Linked DNA regions of Homo sapiens: regions 2 and 3 are each linked to region 1. A link is an interaction called in ENCODE POLR2A ChIA-PET data of the cell type or tissue named here. Cell type or tissue: B cell. All regions are shown on one strand. Each heading gives the region's core, and the rest is flanking DNA. Links, peaks and the distances in the headings are about the cores only. Region 1 overlaps ARID1B (AT-rich interaction domain 1B). Region 2 overlaps ARID1B (AT-rich interaction domain 1B). Region 3 overlaps ARID1B (AT-rich interaction domain 1B).

Region 1 (4,808 bases), core at 331-4,330:
TGTCAGTAACAGTAGGTACTGCCCGCCTTAGCCCATGCCCACGTCCCCAGAGGCGTCCACTTTCAACCCTTGTAGCTGCTCTTTGAGGATACCTTCATGTCTAGAATCACATTCTTACATTGCTCCTTGAAGTTTTAGGCTTTGTCTGTTGCTGTCCCCGCTGGAAGATGATGATTTAGTACTCCCTTCTCACTTGGCCCTCACCACAAGCATGACCCTTTATCCTCTCTCATCCTCCTAGTGTAGACTTGCCGGAATTGTGGTTTGATCAGTCTGGTATTTACATTATGAAGGGTGGGGAAACACTATTCAGAAATGAGCCATGTCATAAACTGTTGTTTTCCTTTTCTACACAGCTCTTTGTTTTTCGTAAATAATTTTTTTTAAATTTTCTATATAAACTTACCATGCACTCCCCTTTAGAATCTCAATCGGTTATAACTGTCTGTCTCTCCTTGTAAGATGTTTAGATCCATCAGTTATGTCATCAGTTTTATCTTCTAGAGGACTTCCTATCCTAGAGATTTCTGGCTTGCTCCAGTCTCTCTGGATTCACTTTCTGCTGATGTTCAACTATTACCCTGGGATTTTCCTTTACTTGGAGTTTCCCTTCACTTTCTTGTGTTGGATCTTTGGTTTCCTGGATTCTGTGTCTTTCTTGTTTTGGTGGAGCCAATCCTTCAGTAGCTTTCTTAAGAATGGTTCAAGAGACCAAATTTTTAAGATCTCACATGTCTGAAAATGTCTTTAAAATAAAAGACATTTTACCCTCATGCATGACTTATAGATTGAGAATGGAATTCTGGAAATCACTTTCCTTCACAATTCTGAAGCACTTGCTCAACTGTCTTAACCACCAGTCTTGCTGTTGTGAAGTTTGAAGCCATTCTTGCTTCTTGTTTCCTAATCCTTTGCATGTGACTCTCTTCCCTCAGCCCCTAATGTTGTAGGACCTTCTTTTGGTCTTTAGTTTTGTCTCAGTCCATTTTAGTTCATTTCCCCACGTACTCTGGCTCAATTATGGAAAAGCTCTTAAGTTTTTTTTATCTCCCTGTTCTCCTTCATTTTTACTCTTCTCTCTTTCTAGAACTCATCATCTCATACTAGACTTTTAACTTTATCTCTTCTTCTATTTTTCATGTCTTTTCCTTTTTGTTCCATTTTCTAGAAAAGTTTTTCATTTCAATTATATTTCTAATTTCCAGGAGCTCTTTCTGTTCCTCTAAGACTGCTTCCCTCCTTCCCTCCTTCCCTCCACCTTCCTCCTTTTTCCTTTTCTTAATTCTTTTTTGTTTTGTTGTAAAAGACTCCTGTTCTTATTTGAGGGTAGATTATTTTTTCTTACCTCTTTGAGATACTGATTGTACTCTGTTTTGCATAGTTTCCTTGTCGTCTAACTTGCCCTTTTCTGTTTGTTTTGGTCCCTATTTTTATGTTAAAGTCTTTCCCCAAGTAATTATTGGTTGCCTGGCCAGTTGTTCATCATAAGAACTACTGTGGGGACCTTGGTGGGCTCCTTAGGGAAATCTGGGACATTCCCACTCCCATCCTGGCTGTATTTAGACCTTTCTTATTGGTCCAGCCTCAGGTTTACCACAGAAAGAGGTCTGTTGGCAAGGTTGATTGTGCTGGGGGATTCTGTGGATACTGCTGTGGTACTTCTGCAGCAGTGGTTCTGAGGAGCCCCTCTTTTGCTCTTCTACGAGGAGGAAATCTCTGGGCATCTGCCAGGGTGAAGGAGGAGCTGTGCTTAGTGGGAGAGTGAGTGCTTCTTAGTCACCCCATCTACCGCCACACTATACTCGGAGGTGTCTGCTGCCACCAATCGCCGAGCCTTTGGATGGTTCTGCCTTGTCAGCTGGGTGTCGGACTTAACCTTTCCAGGTTGGGTAAGTTAGTTACTATTTGTCCATCTGTTTCTAGCTTCCAAAATTTTTGGCTGTTTTTGTTCCTCTTCTTGTGGGTTTGTTTTATAAAAATAAACAAAAAGCAGGCAAGCAAAAAGCAAACAGTACTGCCATTTTTATTACTAGATGTGAGTGCTGAATCTGCTGTCTTTATCCAGAGTCTCTTTAGGTTAAAAATATGTGAGTCATAAAATGAAAACAGTTTGGTTTCGTTTACATTTGTGGGTCTGACTGCTGTTGTGTGCTACTTTATAAATACCTTTGTAATTTATGTTAATATGTTCATGGCTGTGGGTTACTGTCTGTCTAATACATAAACAGAATTGTCACAGACATTAAAATGTAATTAACAGCTACAAGAACTGTCTACACGAGTTCTTTTGAATGGTTTATACTACTTGGAAACGTTGAAAAACTCAGTTGATTTTGCAAGCATCATGGAAGTTACTTCGTTTAAGTGTGATTTAGTGCATTTTATTTTCTGTACAGACATAGGAAAGTTACTTGTGACCACAGTTTTTCCCTGTACATGAATAGCTCCCTTTAACATGGCCTGGCACAGTGCTGGCTTATTATAATGCTATTTGTGTATTTTCCTTGGAGTCTTCTGTGACCTGTCTTTCAGCCATCCATTGCATACTCTGACAGACGGTTTTCATCTTTGACAACCAACAAGAGGTGTACACATGACATATCTGGACCTACTAAAGGGTAGCAAAGAAAATCATATTGCTGGATGTTAAAATCAAAGTTTTAAAGTGGCTTGAGGCTCCTCCATGGAAAAGATGGTGCAAACACCATAGGCAGTTAGGTACTGGCGGCAGTCCTGTGCTGGGAGCCCTGGCCAGAGCTGTGTGGATGGCAGCAATAAGAACCCTCACTGCTGAGGACATAGGAAGAGCCAGGCTGAGTGCCGGAATCCATTTCCTTGGGCATAAACTGAGCTGGGAGAAAGGGATGTTTCCTCCCACAAATAATGTGAGAGGCATGATAAGTACACTGTTTCCTGTGGAAAGCTGACCTAGTGATTGTATTTTATTGGGATATTTGATCCTTTATTTGAATGTTTTTAAAAGTATCTGGGTGGTGTCATTATTAGGAATACCACCTGATTAATTTTTTTTTTCATTTGGTTACATTTGAACGGTATGTGAATGTACTATTTTGAAGTTTTAAAATAACTTTGAAGATACTTTTGGTTTCCTTTAGGCCTGCTTTTCAGGTTAAGAATAAGACAGAGAATATACTTCTGGTGTGACTTTTAAAAAATGTCATTTTACCTTAGAAGTGGTCCGACAGATCTCAAGCTGCTCTTCACATGCCCTGCCCTTTAAATCTCAGGCTGTTCATTGGAGTTCAAAATACAGCTCCTCTACCGATCAAATAAGCTTTCTTTAAAAAGGCAGGTGGAGAAAGCAAATGTTTGTTTCAGAAATAATTTTAATGTCCGAAACGAGTTGCTGTATTCACGTCAGTTATGCACCTTGTCATTGAGCATGGCTGCTGCAGTTCCAAACTGTCCCAGTGCCTTCCTGTCCCTAGCGCTCTTCCTCACAGTGGGGATTGATGGATGGGTCATTTCCATCCTACCTTTCTATGAGGAAAGCCTTGTAGCAGGCTGCCAGGTGAATGCTTGCCTCAGTACCGAGCTGTGCACAAACGTCTGATTCATTATTTTGGATCAGTTTTCCACGTGGTCTTTATTTTGTATTTGTTGAACTATTTAGGTAAAGTGTGAATTATAAAAGAAGCTCAATCATTCTTCTTCCTCCCTGGAAAGAGAATTGAGGAATTGGTGTTTCCTTGGTTGTCATCACTGATATATGTGGGTGCTTCTATTGTATTGTTATCACATGAGGATAAATATTAAGGATTTAAACCTCCTGTGATAAAGAAATGGCTTTAGAAGACAGAAATGCTGAAAGGGTTTATCTTAGTCTGTTCAGGCTGCTATAACAAAAATACCATAAACTGGGTGGCTTATAAAAAGCAGAAATGTATTTCTCACAGTTTTTGAGGCTGGAAGTTTGGGATCAAGATGCTTGGCAGATTGAGTGTCTGGCGAGGGCCTGTTTCCTGGTTCCGGGACTGTGCCATTGGGCTGTGTCCTCCTATGGTGGAAGGGGGTGGCCAGCTGACTGTTCTTCCTAAGGGCTTCAGTACCATTCATGAGGGCTGTGCCCTCATGACCTAGTCACCTCCCGAAGGCCCCACCTTTTAATGCCATCACCTGGAGGGTTTAGATTTCAACATATGAATTTTGGAGGGACACAAATGTTCAGACCATAGCAGATTTAAGACAATACAAAACAAAACAATAGGTATTCTTGTGAAACTACTTAGAACTGTTTTAAATGTTTTTTAGAAATAGGATTTAGAGACAATTTTTGTCAATTTTTAATAACACTTAACGGTACTTTGTTTTGCTAATGTGAAAGAAGAATTCAGCAAGATCATTACAATATAAAAGAAGTGACAGACCAAGTACGAATAGGGTTTATTTGGGTATGTAATTTTAAGTGAGTGAAGGAAGAGGCATTTGATGATTTGTAAAACATTTCTGATTTAAAAAAAAATGAATTTGTTTTTTTTGCCTCTAAAGCGTTAAATTTTCTTGGTCATCAGTTGAAACTTTTGATTTCATTTTAATTGCTATATTGTATGTGCATTGTCTGTATATTTCTTCAAAGGAATTTAAAGATTTGGAAGTCTGTTACCAAGTGTGTGTCAGAAGAGGCCAAATTTTCAGATTTAATACTTTTAGCTGTTTTTTCTAATGACACTTCTTTCGAAGACGAGATTAACAAATTTTTTTTGTCTCTCTGTCATAGGTCATCGTGTTTTTTGGTATAGTTCATTCATCTTCTGTTGCCTCAACATCTGGCCATAAAAGCGAATAAT
Region 2 (4,808 bases), core at 406-4,405, 54 kb before region 1:
CCTGCTCTCATTCTGTCTTCCTTGTAAAGCGAGAGGGGTGTTCTCCTTTGGTTTGTAAACTCTCTTGCTATTTCACAGCCTCTGGTGTCCAGAAGACACATAAACAGACAATGGCAACCAAACCTTCTAAATTTTAGAACACAGGTTTCCTCAGGGGTCTCTGATCTCTTGATCATTTTCATTTTGCCTGGTGGTTTCAAGACAAACTTGATATAGAAGGTGATCCTTGAGTCAAGGCCTGAAAGATGAGGAATCAGCCCCCAATAACTTCTGGAATCGTGTGTCTTCAGGCTTCTGGAGAATGTGAGAGCACCAACACCAATATTTTGCACAGCAGCAGGTCTTATGTGGGAGGGGCAAGAGTGAGGAAGAGCTATATGAAATGTGTATTATTTGTATTAGCTTGTGGATTAGTTTGCTGTTGCTGCATAACACATTGAGTGGCTTAAAAGAACACACATCGATTATGTCAGTTTCTGGAGGTTAGGAGTCCAGGCATGGCTTAGCTGCCATACTCTGCTTGGGGTCGTAGAGGCTGTAATCCAGGTGTCAGCCGGGCTGCATTCTCATCTAGAGGCTTGACTGGGGAAGGCCGCCTCAGACTGTTGGCAGAATTTATTTCCTGGTGGCTGTAGAATTCATATCTGCCTGCTTCTTCAATGCCACCAGCAGAGAGAGAATCTGTAACTTCTGGGAAGGCCTGGACCCTCTTTTAAAGGGCTCACCAGATTATGTCAAGCCCATCCAGGCCACTGTTTTAACTTAATGTCATGTGATTAAGGAGGGGCTTTAATTATATCGGCAAAGTCTCTTCCTTTGCTATATTTTCTTAGTTAGATGCCAGTCACAGGTCTTACCCGTACTCAAGAGGAGAGGATTACACAGAAGTGTGGATACGAGGGGCATAAATCCCATGGATTTATTTTAGAATTCTGCCAACTACAGGTTGTGTGTTATAATTCATAAAAATAGCAGTGGTTTCTGTTGGTCTGTTTATGCTGCCATGACAAAATGCCAGACAGAATTTCTCCCTCTCAGTTCTGGAGGCTGGCAGTCCGAGATCAAGGTGCTGGCAAGGTAGTTTTCATTCTGAGGCCTCTTCCCTGGGCTTTTAGGTAGCTGCCACCTCTCTGTGTGCCCACATGGTCTTTCTGAGCATGTGCAGGGGGAGAGAGAGGATGCAAGAGCCTGTGCATGCCTGTACCAGAAGCCTGGTCTCTCTTCTTATAAGGACAGCAGTCCTGTCAGATTAGAACCCATGCTCATGGCCTCTTTTAACCTTCATTACCTCTTCATAGACGCTAGTCCCAAATACAATCACATTGGACATTAGGGTTTTGATGTAGGAATTTTGGTGGGGGACACAATTCATTCTGTAGCAGGCTAAGAAAGTCTTCTAGTTACATTCTGCTTATCTCAAGGGATATCAGTTGGGGTATATATATAGATGCCTTCCCCAAAAAGCATCATGACCCTTATATTATAATATGACCTTGGGCAAATTACCTACTCTAGGAGATGATTTCCTTCAACTAAAATAGTGGTTGGCAACATTAACTACTTTGCAGGATTTTTGTTCGCATTGGTTGTGCTGTGTGTAAATCACCTATAGTGTGCCGAGGGCACAGGAGGTGCTCATTAAATGTTGTCTGTTGTTGCTGTATTTGTGCCTTGATATTTCTGCATCTCTCTCTCTCTCTTATTTGAAACAGGGTCTTCCTTTGTCGCTCAGGCTGGTGTGTGGTGGCATGATCACAGCTCATTGCAGCCTCAACCTCCCAGGCTCAAGTGATCCTCTGTCCTCAGCCTCATGAGTAGCTGGGACTACAGGCATGTGCCACCACACCTGGCTAATTTTTGTATTTTTTGGTTTTGCTATGTTGCCCAGGCTGATTTCTTTTTTTAATTATTATCTACCTTAAATGAAGAATTCCCCATGAATCCTTCCATTTCTTCAAGAAAGAAGTGGTTACTCTCCCCTGAACTCATAGGACAGTGGCATTTATAAGCCTCTGTCCTATAGTATTTATAAGCTTATTTTTGCAGTGTATTATTTGTATACATCTTTTGTTTCTTCTGTTTCTTAAAGTCAAGGACCTTCTTATACCTCTGCTTATCTTTTTCATAGTGCCTTGTACATTAATATTTTTTCAGTTTAAACAATGTTGAATGAACAAATAAATGAATGGGCATGGCCTCTGAGGTAATGTGTTTCCTCTTTCATCTAAATCTTTGTTTCTCAATCCTTTCTAACTCATGCCTTCTTTTGAAAATGTAAGTTTCCTTACACCCCTTCCACCTTTCAGTATCTCCTCCCAAAAGACCAGGCCCGCAGCCCCCATCTCCCTTGATGGGACAAGCTCGACTTTTCCTACAGATCCTCAACAGTTGAGATTATTTTATCAAGCTCCACTTTCATGTGGTATGTTATAAAAAAAAAAAAAAAAGCTTTCCTCCTTTCTTTTCCAAATAGAAAATTATAATCCTGGGTGTGTGTGTGTGTGTGTGTGTGTGTGTGTGTGTGTGTGTGTGTATGTATATACATACGTATGTATATACATATATATACACATACGTATGTATATACATATATATATACACATACGTATGTATATACATATATATATACACACATACGTATGTATATACATACATATATATATATTTTTTTTTTTTTTGAGACGGAGTCTCGCACTGTTGCCAGGCTGGAGTGCAGTGACACCATCTTGGCTCACTGCAACCTCTGCCACCCAGGTTGAAGCAATTCTCCTGACTCAGCCTCCCGAGTAGCTACAACTGTAGGCGCATGCTGCCACGCCCTGCTAATTTTTTTTTTTTTTTTGTATTTTAGTAGAGATGGGGCTTCACCATGTTGCCCAGGCTGGTCTCGAACTCCTGAGCTAGGCAATCTGCCTGCCTTGGCCTCCCAAAGTGCTAGGATTACAGGCGCGAGCCATTGCGCTCAGGCTATCCTGGGTGTGTATTTTAACCGGACCCTCCTTGTAACCCTCGTTCTTATTTATGTAGCATTCATTCATTTTCACCCTTGAGAATTACTGCTCTAAACAATTTCTGATATACTGTAGAATCCTGTTACAGGAAGTAGTGAAGTTAGAATTAAGTGTTCAGGTGCGGTGTTGTGTCTCCACTACCTTTGCACATGTGTAAGAGAATATTCTGTCTTCCCTTTATATGATTCTTTTTAAATGACAGGGTTAAACTGATATGCATTTGAATTTGTCGAACCCTGTTCTCCAAAATGATTCCAGTTTGTGTCACTTAAGGAGTGACCCTAGACATATATTAGGCTTTCATAAGACCTTTCTCTCCAGAGCTTACAGCGCTTTGCAGACATTACCTTATCAATACTTAGGGCATCCTTGTGAGCCAAGCAAGAACTGGGAGCTGTTGCTGTTTTTTTTGCAGTGGAATAGCACGAGAAGTTCAGGAGGGGCCTGCCCTCCAGACCCCATCTCAAGGATGTGTGCGCTGGTCAGACCCTGCCTTCATGCTCCCGCGCTGTGGATTCTTCACGGTAGCCTGCACCACGAGAGTGGGTACAGTGTGCCAGCAAACAAAATGCCTTTGGTCACAAGATAATAGAGTAAATTTACAAGGTGATGTTTATTTTTAAAGGAATACGTAAGAATCAAAATTCCATGTACTGAAAGGAATGTAAAATATTAATACATCTGGAGTGGTGGCTCACGTCTGTAATTCCAGCACTTTGGGAGGCTGAGGTAGGAGGATCACTTGAGCCCAGTAGTTCCAGACCAACCTGGGCAACATGGCAAGACCCCGTCTCTACAAAAAATACAACAAAACTTAGCTGGGCATGGTGGCACGCGCCTATGGTCCTAGCTACTATGGGGGCTGAGGTGGGAGGATCACTTGAGCCGGGTAAGCCATGATTGCCACCGCACTACAGTCTGGGTGACAGAGTGAGAGGCCCTGTCTCAAAAACAAAAGCACCAATGTAAAGTACATCTGGTCTCCACAGGGGACTTCTTTTAAGTTCAAGGTGTCTTATTTAAAAGAGGCTGTGTTTGGAATTGGATTGCAGCAAATGGGGGTTGTTTTAAGCCTGCCCGCCTCTATATTCTGGAAGTTATATTATGCCTTTGAAAACAAATTGGCTTGGCGTGGTCAATCCTGCTTTTAGTTAATGTTGAGGATGTGGGAAATGCAACCATGAGCTTGCGGGAGAGATGGGGTCCCAAGATTTAGGGACCTGTGTAGAATTGGGCATCTTTCTGAGAAGGCAGATTGATGGTAAAGAAAAGTAGAATCTTTGGCTAGTTTGATGTTTATGTGGGTGCACTTGAAATAGGATGTTGTAGGCAATGCCGTCTCACTTTTGGGAGGATAATACTCAATAACTATTAAAAATCCCCTTTCATCCCTTGTTCTGTACTCCTCATTTTTTTTTTAATACAACAAATGCTTTTTAGCCTAATCTCCGTTAATTGTGATGACAGGTTTTTAGGTGAAGACCCATCAATTATCAATAGACTATTAAATATTAAATAGTGAGCAAGAAATTCAATATAAAAGTGTGTATGTAACAATAATATTCAAATATTGTTGAAAGACTGCGTGCTTACGTGTTTTGAGTATACCTAAAGTGGATATACTTTGTGTCTCCATTGTAAATTCCTAAAATTTCTGGTCATGGCTTTTTTATTAGAAAGTCTAAGAAAAGAAGAGTATGGGAAATTGAAATGGCTGGCAGTAGACAAGTAGCATGCCACTGTAAGATAGTGCTCTTTTTATCTTGATATAGACATATCCAGACATGTGTATATTTT
Region 3 (4,808 bases), core at 388-4,387, 170 kb after region 1:
TTGAAGGTTCAACAGAGGGGACTTATTTTTTTTTTAATCATAATCAAAACACTGAGGTTTAAAAATCTTCACAAGTTTAAGATTTCTCTTATTGTGATTAAGATTAGACTGTGGTAGTATTTTCATTACCTTCTTTGTTGTGTAGAAAGAAACAATACAGGAAAACAAGAGTTTCGTTTAGCAGTAATTGACTTTTAAATTTCAATTCGGCATAGCACAAGATTTGCTTAAATTTTGCCCCAGTTTGGGGCTACTGAAATGTAAGATGTTATCAGAGTGCTGTATTTAGTTCATAGCTCCAGTGTTATTCATTGATTTATTAAACGTCCCCGCTTCAGACAGAACCCCTACCGTCCAGTTACAACCGGATTGAAAACCCAGCTCCTTCCCGTGAGGACCTCATGACCAGCTGACAGATCTAAGCCTATAAGCAGATAAATCATCCCACAGGGTAGCTGTATCCATGCAAGAAACATGCCAGAGGCTGCGAGTCGGGTGGAGTGGAGAATGGGAAGGCTTTCTAGGAGGTGGATCCCTGGGCTGAGTTTTGAGGGCTTAGGTTATACTGAGGCAAGAAAGGAGGGCAGGAGAAATGAGAGCTATTTTCGGGTAGAACAGCCACCATGAAAAATATCTGAGGAAGCTAAAAGTAGTTAAGTTTCTGTCTGTGTGGCAAGATCTGAGACTGGAGAGGTTAAAGATAACTTTCTCCTATAAAAAATGGTAAGCTATTAAAAGATTTTAAGCCAGGTAGTGGTCAGATTTGCAATTTAGACAGATGACTTTGGCCACTTTTTGGAGGACGGATTAACCAGAGACCAGTCAAAAGCAGTTGAATAGACCCAGTAAAAGTGAACACAGGCCTGAGCTGGCATAGTAGAAGCAGTGTCAGAGGGCAGAGGACTGGCAACCGCAGTGTGCAGGGTCTGGTGCCTGCTGGGGTATGCAGAGTAGGAAAAGAGGAGCTCAAGATGAGTCCAGGGACAATATGGTGTCACCCTGAGATAGAGAACACAAGAGGAAGAATTACAGATTTTTAAAAATTATAATCTTCCAGACCTGAATTGTCGATCAAATTACTTGCCTTTTGTACATATTTCCTGATAATTTTTAAATTTGTTAAATTTTGAGTAAATTGGGAGGCATTTGCCTTTTGTACATATTTGGTGATAATTTTTAAATTTGTTAAATTTTGAGTAAATTAGGAGACACTTATTAGAGAACTCTGATTTCATTTTCATATAGAGGTGTAGAAGTATAGGGTAGGTGCCATCAGTTACTTCGGAAGTCAGTTTGGGAGGATAGGAAGGTTGGTAGAAACTATTACAGAACACCAGGTATTGGTGATGACCCTCACGTGACTCCTCCATGTGCTACATCTTTGGCTTGAAACCAAGTTGGATTATTTATATATACATATATATATTTTACCATTTTTTTATCCTATATGCTTGACATTTCAAAAGCACAGTCTACCAGTTGTACAGTAATGACAGGTAAGATGACACTGTAATGCTACCAAAAGCAAAGTTTCTGAGGTTACAAATGTAGCACAATTTTACATTCATAAATATATGAAGAAAATTAAATTAATACTTTATAAATACTTGATACAACTCAAGTTTATAACCCTAATAAATTTTTTATGTTTCTGTATCTGCCAAAAATTACTAAAAGAAATTATTCTAAATAGAACCTAATTCAGTATTATTTACAGTATTTAACATATGGTTGTCTTGTGAATTTTTCATTTTTTATTTAATGCCCAGCATACATGTGGAATATTCATTGCATTTTTAATAGACCTGTAGGGTCAGTTCTTAGGAGCTCATTTTCATAATCCTTCATACTTACTGAGTATGCAGCAACGTTATAGAAGATTAGTGTAGCCAGCAGCTCTCATAGTCTGCCCTGCTGTGTGAAGCTTCCGTGTTTGTTCTGTGGCCAACCTAACAGGTTCCTTTTGTAGCCTTAACTTTTTTTTTTTTGAGACTGGGTCTCACTCTGTTGCCCAGGCTGGAGTGCAGCGGCGCGATCATGGCTCATTGCAGCCTCAACGTCCCAGGCTCAAGCGATGCTCCCGCCAGCCATGTGCCACCATGCCTGGCTAATTTTTTATAAAAATGCAGGTCTAACTATGTTGCCCAGGCTGGTCTTGAACTCCTCGCCTCAAGTGATCCCTGGTCTTGGCCTCCCAAAGAGTAGTGTTGGCATTACAGGCGTTAGCCACTGCTCCTGACCTCATAGCCTTAAATTTAATAAGTTGAAACAACAGTGAAAATTTTTTTCAACAATCCAGTGACTTTCACAGTAATAGATGCTTTTAGCTTTTGCTGATCTATACTGAAGTGTTTATACATATAATTAAAAATGGGAAATTTGACATTTCTTTTTTTTTTTTTTTTTTTGAGACGGAGTCTCGCTCTGTCGCCCAGGCCGGACTGCGGACTGCAGTGGCGCAATCTCGGCTCACTGCAAGCTCCGCTTCCCGGGTTCACGCCATTCTCCTGCCTCAGCCTCCCGAGTAGCTGGGACTACAGGCGCCCGCCACCGCGCCCGGCTAATTTTTTGTATTTTTAGTAGAGACGGGGTTTCACCTTGTTACCCAGGATGGGACATTTCTTTTTACTGCTTCATTATCTGGAAGTCGGCAAGTATATTTTTGAATTCCAAAAGCTACCTACCTTCCTTCCTTCCTTCCTTCCTTCCTTCTTTCCTTCCTTCCTTCCTTCCTTCCTTCCTTCCTTCCTTCCTTCCTTCCTTCTTTCTTTCCTTTCTTTCCTTCCTTTCTTTCTTTCCCTCCCTCCCTCCCTTCCTTCCTTCCTACCTTCCTACCTACCTACCTTCCTTCCTTCCTTCCTTCTTTCTTTCTCTTTCTTTCTTTTTCTCTCTTTCTCTCTTTCTTTCTCTCTCTTTCTCTCTCTTTCTCTCTCTTTCTCTTTCTTTTCTCTTCCTTCCTTCCTTCCTTCCTTCCTTCCTTCCTTCTTTCTTTTCTTTCTTTCTTTCTTTTTTCTGTCTTCTTTTTTTTTCTTTCCAAGACGGAGTCTCGCTTTGTCGCCAGGCTAGAGTTCAGTGGTGCGATTTCAGCTCACTGCAACCTCTGCCTTCCAGGTTCAAGCAATTCTCCTGCCTCAGCCTCCTGAGTAGCTGGGACTACAGGCGCGTGCCACTAATTTTTGAATTCTTAGTAGAGACGGGGTTTCACCATGTTGGCCAGGATGGTCTCGATCTCTTGACCTTGTGATCTGCCCGCCTCGGCCTCCCAAAGTGCTGGGATTACAGGCGCAAGCCACTGTGCTCGGCCAGAATTACCTTATTTCATAAAGGTCTAGGTATTCAGCGTTAGGTTTTTAAACGCATTCACAATTGGTGTTTCTTCCTGTTTTTGTAAGCACTGGGAAAGGTAACTCAAGTGTCTAAGTCACTGTGGTAACACATGGCACCCTCTTGGCAAATGCACAGAACATTTCTGAGCCTGCTGGAGTGTGTGTCCTGTGTATGTCGCCGCTCCTTTTAGTGATGATCTTTAATGATCCTTTATCTTTCTGTACTTTTTTTCCTACTAATTCTTTATACTTGTATGCTTTGCCTTCTCTTAAGCGAAATTAAATTTACAAGCTTAATATTGACTTAGCACAAATTTGTCAGTCTTACTGGAAAATGAGTTAAATACACTGGGACCCAGAAATGAAAACAACTTATTTTTGTATGTACATGTGGCGAAACTACAACCCAGGGAAACAAGTGTGCAGTCTCGCAAAACTATCATGACTAGCAAGGTTGATCTGAGAGTAACTTTTTACTCTAGTCAAATGGCAAATATCTATGTTCTACTTCTTACATCTTAATTTTGCACAAATAGAGATTCATTGTTTTGTTAGGCTTATCTCATTTAAAGGTAACTTAGAATTTGAAATGCTGAAGCTGTTTCACAGTATAGTAGACAATAAGCACTTCCGCTGTTTTCCCGTGGTTTTAGTTTTTTCCTCTGAATTTAAGTAACTTTTATTTTCTTGAGTTTGTTTCTATACAGGTCTAATTAAGATAATTATTTTTAAATTATATCTACTTATAAACAAGAATTTGAGGTGAATAGAAGAGGTGCTTCAAAATAAAAAATGGGTGAATATATGCCTTTGTTAGTAAAGTTCTGAAACTGTAGACCACTATTCTTATTTTCAGCTTTGATCATGATTTGAATATATTATAAAGTTTATAATTCTATAGAAAAATAAATCAGAAGTCCCAGCAGCCACCAACATGGGTTGGTTCTTTTTATAGGATAACCGTGCCTTGTATATCATTAATGAACTAACTAAAGCTGCTGTTGATAATGGGATGATAAATCAGCTAAACATTTATATGTGTACATATGTGATTACATTACTAAACATAGGGAAAAGACTGAAACATTGACTTGTTGTTTATGGATTCTACATATAGTAGTATAGAAAATTATAGTAAGGGGTGTAAACAAGAAAGGGGTATGTAATTAGCCCTGGGTCATTAAAAAACATGTAAACATAACTTAATAAACTTCTTAATAAATTTCTTAAGAAATCTTACTAATCTAATAAGTTACTTCAAAATTTCATGACTGTGAATGTTCTTCATCTTCTGATTAGGTGGCTAAGTCCAGAATTAGAAAAAAGCACGTTTTTATTTAATCCACTCTCATATGAGACGTGGACACTGTTGTTATCCCCAGTGTTAGGTAAGGAAACAGGAACTCAGAGTCTAGAACTTGCTCAAGTTCACGCAACCAATCAGTAACAGAACTGGGATTTGCACCAGCAGTGTCAGCCCCA

The links. ChIA-PET counts read pairs that join two places held together with the same protein. Peaks named below come from ENCODE experiments on the same cell type or tissue, not always from the same donor. Only the 100,000 strongest peaks of a DNase experiment are listed, where the experiment ranks them.
Region 2: POLR2A ChIA-PET joins it to region 1 with 8 read pairs; 8 of 35 experiments call an interaction of 5 or more read pairs at or near these places.
Region 3: POLR2A ChIA-PET joins it to region 1 with 5 read pairs; 2 of 35 experiments call an interaction of 5 or more read pairs at or near these places.

The regions. Positions count from the first base shown.
Region 1 is chr6:156,864,557-156,869,364 of GRCh38, forward strand. The region is part of intron 2 of ARID1B (AT-rich interaction domain 1B); the gene reads left to right. Among named protein-coding and RNA genes, the nearest start is that of MIR4466, 87 kb to the left of the region's middle. In B cell, for the core only: no CTCF peak of the experiment used is centred there; no DNase peak of the experiment used is centred there; H3K27ac peaks cover 3,028 bases.
Region 2 is chr6:156,810,445-156,815,252 of GRCh38, forward strand. All of the region lies in intron 1 of ARID1B (AT-rich interaction domain 1B), which reads left to right. Among named protein-coding and RNA genes, the nearest start is that of MIR4466, 33 kb to the left of the region's middle. In B cell, for the core only: no CTCF peak of the experiment used is centred there; no DNase peak of the experiment used is centred there; H3K27ac peaks cover 766 bases.
Region 3 is chr6:157,036,934-157,041,741 of GRCh38, forward strand. The region is part of intron 4 of ARID1B (AT-rich interaction domain 1B); the gene reads left to right. Among named protein-coding and RNA genes, the nearest start is that of MIR4466, 260 kb to the left of the region's middle. In B cell, for the core only: no CTCF peak of the experiment used is centred there; no DNase peak of the experiment used is centred there.